Regions from separate parts of the Homo sapiens genome. Here region 1 is linked to region 2. A link is a loop called in an ENCODE intact Hi-C map of the cell type or tissue named here. Cell type or tissue: mammary epithelial cell. All regions are shown on one strand.

Evidence for each region. Hi-C counts contacts between places; a loop is a spot of excess contacts. Peaks named below come from ENCODE experiments on the same cell type or tissue, not always from the same donor. Only the 100,000 strongest peaks of a DNase experiment are listed, where the experiment ranks them.
Region 1: it touches region 2 in a loop (4-fold over the local background); 3 of 110 quality-filtered maps call a loop at or near these places.

What each region holds. Positions count from the first base shown.
Region 1 is chr19:54,230,448-54,232,947 of GRCh38, reverse strand. LOC124904768 (a long non-coding RNA gene) reads right to left here. Exons shown (of 3, transcript XR_007067339.1): 2 at 1,012-1,207. It overlaps LOC107985279 (a long non-coding RNA gene), which reads left to right. Exons shown (of 3, transcript XR_001754004.2): 2 at 1,605-1,717. It also overlaps the pseudogene LOC100421130. Among named protein-coding and RNA genes, the nearest start is that of LILRB3, 8.7 kb to the right of the region's middle. RefSeq lists an enhancer at 109-862. In mammary epithelial cell, a CTCF peak has its summit at 1,109 (motif pointing right); a DNase peak (open chromatin) is centred at 1,117.
Region 2 is chr19:53,841,067-53,843,566 of GRCh38, reverse strand. No RefSeq gene overlaps it. Among named protein-coding and RNA genes, the nearest start is that of NLRP12, 18 kb to the right of the region's middle. RefSeq lists an enhancer at 2,473-2,500. In mammary epithelial cell, a CTCF peak has its summit at 1,286 (motif pointing left); DNase peaks (open chromatin) are centred at 1,126 and 2,426.

The DNA.
Region 1 (2,500 bases), 390 kb before region 2:
TGGAGCAAGATGGAGACCCCACATTAGTGATCAGACAGAAAGAGCTTCCACTGTGCATGGCCTGAAATCTCATTTCCCACCCAGGTGTTTCTCTCACATGGAGGAAAAGACATAAGCCATTGGAAGAGGCTCAGATAATTCTGCCCACCTCAGATCCCAGGTAATGACTCATTGTGGCCGGAAGAAGGTGGATCATAAAATCCCTCTACCCTAGGAGGAGTGCAGAGAACAATCCTGGACTGTGATCCTAGACAAATACCATTAGAGATATGCAAATTTGGAATAGGGACAGAAAACCCGTCCCCATCAAACAAACCTACTCAATACAATGCAGCTGCCATGAGGAGCGGGGACAGAAACACGGAGACAAACCCACCCTCAAGGCCCAGGCACACAGAAACTGCCGGAGACTGAGGCTGGAGGAGGACAGGAGAAACGTCTGCTCTCGACCAGGAGCTTCTCCTGAGAAGCTAGCAGGAGCGCCCACAGCTGGGGTTAGGAGATCTAAGGATCCGCTGATGACTGGGTTAATGCCGTGAGCTTCAGCCAGCTCTGTGTCAGCAGCCCCAGTGCGTGCTGGAGGGGCCCGTGAGTGTCGTGGCCATGGAGCAAGAAAAAAAGGACATGCTGCCAGGCGCAGTGACTCACGCCTGTATTCCCAGCACTTTGGGAGGCCGAGTTGGGCAGATTATCTGACGTCAGGAGTTCAAGACCAGCCTGGCCAATATGGCGAAACCCCGTCCCTACTGCAAATACAAAAACTAGCCAGGTGTGGTGGAAGGTGCCTGTAATCCCAGCTACTCGGGAGGCTGAGGCAGGAGAATCAGGGGACAGAGGTTGCAGTGAGCCGAGATCGCGCCACTGCACTCCAGCCTGGGCGACAGAGTGAGACTCCGTCTCTAAATAAAATAAAATAAAAGAATCAAAGAAAAAAGGACATGCATGGAACCAACACCAGCGACTCCCTCTTACCAAGGACCAAGCAGCCACCACTGTCGCTGAGAGTCTCACCTGTGACCAGCAGAGCGCTCTGGATGTGATGCCTTTGAGTGGACCAGCGAGCGAGTCATCTGGTGGCCGCTTGACGACATGGCGCGCATTCCACCAGGAGGGGGCAGCAAATCCTCCTGACCGGGCTGGATGCTGGCGCTCAGATGGGTTCTGCTGGGCTCACTGTGGCTCTCCGCCAGGAATCAGAGGCTCCCGCCTGTTTAAATGGAGCATCTCATGACTTAATCTCAGATCGAGGGACCTGCACGCCCATGAAATCAGTGGGGCAATGAGAACAGGGCCACGTGATATCCTGGGGATGATCTGAGATAGGATGCGTGCCATGTAGTGGTTGGGTGCTGCTGGGGCTGACAGAGCATCGGAATGGCCTCTTACAGTAGATGCAAGAAACAGTTTGTGGATGAGACTCTGCACTTTAGGTGCTCTCTGATGGTGTAACAGACATAGATATAAAACAGAGATATAGATAGCTGTAGACAATATACATATTCATATGAATGAACACTAAATGATGCTATGTCTTTTCCTTCTAATATTTTTGTTCTTATTTTTCTATAATGGGCTCTGCAAATGAAAATGCTATGTCTTTTCAGAGGTAGAACACACGGGCTGGGAAAGGAAAGGAGCGTGTCATCAACAGCCCCCATCACCACCCCTCCAGGTGACTCACTGGGCAGATAAGCACGTCCTGGGCCTGCACTTTTAGGTGATTTGGGGTTAGACGATCTGCCTGGTGGGAAATTACTACCAGGGAAGAAACTAAGGGTTACCCTACGCCAAAAATGATCACTTTGCCCTTTTCTCTTTTTTTTGGCTAACTTTAGGATATCTATTTTGTAAAAAATTAGTTGCTTTTTATACAACTTTACAAAGTTTTTAATGTTTCTTTGGCATTGGAATATAATGGAATTTTACAACTGTATAAAAAAGTTCGTTTGCCTAAGAAACAGTATTTACCGTGTGTACCTAGTTGACTGACAAAATTCTCTACCATCCAGCACCCTAATTAATTGATGAAATAGACTATTTAATATTACAAGATTCCCCAAAAGAAAGGAGGAGAAAGATACACACACACACACACACACACACACACACACACACCCTCCCTTCTTGGCTCAGAACACAGTATCACGGCCCTATCTGCAGGCAACCTGGAATTACCAAATACAATTCAGTGATTAAAAAAAAAAAAAAAAAACCTTTCAGTGATGACACAATACTTATAAGTCCCACTGAAGTACTGCTTTAGTTTAACTATACATAAGAAATTATTTAACCTTCTGCTATTCCAAATATATTTAATCCTCATGTCTTAAGATAAGGCTTCCTCCCCCGAAAACTAACTGCATTTTATCTCTGAAATTAAACAGAAAAACAAACAAAAAACAAAAACCCAGTGCTGATGGCAAACATACAGCCAATTCACTTCTTCGTTCTTCGCAAAGACTGAAATCAGTTTCCAGTACCATGAAGAGCTAGAAATTCA
Region 2 (2,500 bases):
ATAGAGTTTTAAGTATCTCAACCTGCACGGAAGACTGCATAGATTATTTTAGAATCTGGAACAAATAAAAAGTCATTCCTCTTTGCAAAGTTATTCTGTGCATAAAATAAATAAATGACTCTAACAGATTAAGTCTAGAACAGTGGTTCTCAACGGAGGGCAATTTTGCCTCTTGTTTTAAGATGTAGGGTCTTTTGGGGGGTGGGGTTGTATGTTTGTTTGTTTTTTGAGACAGGGTCTAGCTCTGTCACCCAGGCTGGAGTACAGTGGCGCAATCTTTGCTCACTGCAACCTCTACCTCCCGGGTTCAAGCGATTCTCCTGCCTTGGCCTCCTGTATAGCTGGGATTACAGGCGCCTGCCACCACACCCGGCGAATTTTTGTATTTTTAGTAGAGCCGGGGTTTCACTATGTTGGCCAGACTGGTCTCGAACTCCTGACGTCAGGTGATACTCCTGCCTCGGCCTCCCAGAGTGCTGGGATTACAGGCGTGAGCCACTGCGCCTGGCAAAACGTAAGCTTTATTATTCAGTTATTGTGAGGCCAACAGATCAGGAGACAGTTGCCATTGATAAGACAGTTTGTGGCTGGACACGGTGGCTTTTGCCTGTAATCCCAGCACTTTAGGAGGCAGAGGCAGGTGGATCACCTGAGGTCAGCGGTTCGAGACCAGCCTGGCCAACATGGTGAAACCGCGTCTCTACTAAAAATACAAAAATCAGCTGGGCGCGGTGGCAGGTGCCTATAATCCCAGCTACTCGGGAGGCTGAGGCAGGAGAATCGCTGGAACCCGGGAGGCAGACGTTGCGGTGAGCCCAGATTTCGCCACTACACTCCAGCCTGGGCGACAGAGCGAGACTTTGTCTCAAAAAGGTAAGTAAATTAAATAAATAATAGAAAACATCTCTGCTATTTTTGTCAGAGTTGAATCACCCAAGTAGAATTACTGTAAGAATATTCATGCGTGAGACCATATTAATTTCTAAAACTGCCGGTTGACCTTCTGAACTGGCTTTACCCTCTGCTGGTCATCACTGGCTTTAACAAAGAAGAGGTTTTTTTCCCCCTAAGGGAACAATGGCATTCCTTTAACTTGCATTTCTTACTGATTTGTTATCAGAACTTGGCACTTGGCTGCGTGTCAATTTATGGCATTGTTCACTGAGACTATTCCTATTAAGTTTTACTTCCTCAGTTGACTCCGTGGTGAGTCATTACAAAGTTTAAAGGGAACGCGATTAGGTTTACTTCCCCTCGAACAGCCTGTCTTCTGCTCGCCCACCTGTGTCTCAGCGCCCTCTACTGGTGCCTAAAATCCTATCATAATTTAGTCCACAGGAAATAAAACAAAATCCTCTGCAGTCCCAGGCCAGCCCTAGCCGGGCCCTCCGAAACAGAGGTCAGAGGTCAGTCTAGAAAACTCAGAAAGGGGCGCTTTTCATTGTTCCATATGAAAATCATTCCAATTTTGATTTTCACCATCCACGGAAGCCTCAATTTAAAAAAAAAAGTATCTTGCATGAATTGACTGCTGGGCAATCAGTCCTAAGATTGAAATTGTTTGTGATTTTCAGTTACCGGTTAATGACTAGACAATTAGGCAGAAAGAAATCACTTGCCCAGGCCGGGTGCGGTGGCTCACGCCTGTAATCCCAGCACTTTGGGAGGCCGAGGAGGGCGGATCAGCTGAGGTTGGGAGTTCAAGACCAACCTGGCCAACATGGTGAAACCCCGTCTCTACTAAAAATACAAAAAAATTAGCCAGGCATGGTGGCGGGCGCCTGTAATCCCAGCTACTCGGGAGGCTGAAGCAGGAGAATTGCTTGAACCCGGGAGGCAGAGGTTGCAGTGAGCTGAGATCATGCCACTGCACTCCAGTCTGGGCAACAGAGCAAGACTAGGTCTTAAAAACAAAAAGAGAGAGAAAATAAATCACATGCGCCAGGCAGAGCTGTGTAACCCAAGCCTCAATTTGCTCAGGTGTAAAAGATGCATTCCACCTTCCAAGAATGTTCATTAATTTTCTTAAGTACAGGCATATGTGGAGCCCAAGGTCGTTACAGCTAACTCTGGTCCCCTTAGTTTTATATACTTTGACCAGTAGGAGTGTTCCTAAAACTAGCTAGATAGGAGAGTTGTTTTATAGAAATTATATCTCTTCTTGGCAATAAAACTAGGGTACCTTCTATCTGAAGCCTGAATTGAAAACGTAATACCAATTTGGACCAAGCACAGTTGCTCACGCCTGTAATCTCAGCACTTTGGGAGGCCAAGGAGGGAGGATTGCTTGAGCCCGGGAGTTTGAGACCAGCCTGGGCAACATAGTGAAACCTCATCTCTACTAAAAATTAAAAAAAGAAATTAGCCAGATGTGCTGGTACGTGCCTGAAACCCCAGCTACTCAGGAGACTGAGGCAGGAGGATGGCTGGAGCCCAGGAGTTTTGAGGTTTCAGTGAGTCATGATTGCACCACTGTACTCCAGCCTGGGTGACAGAGTGA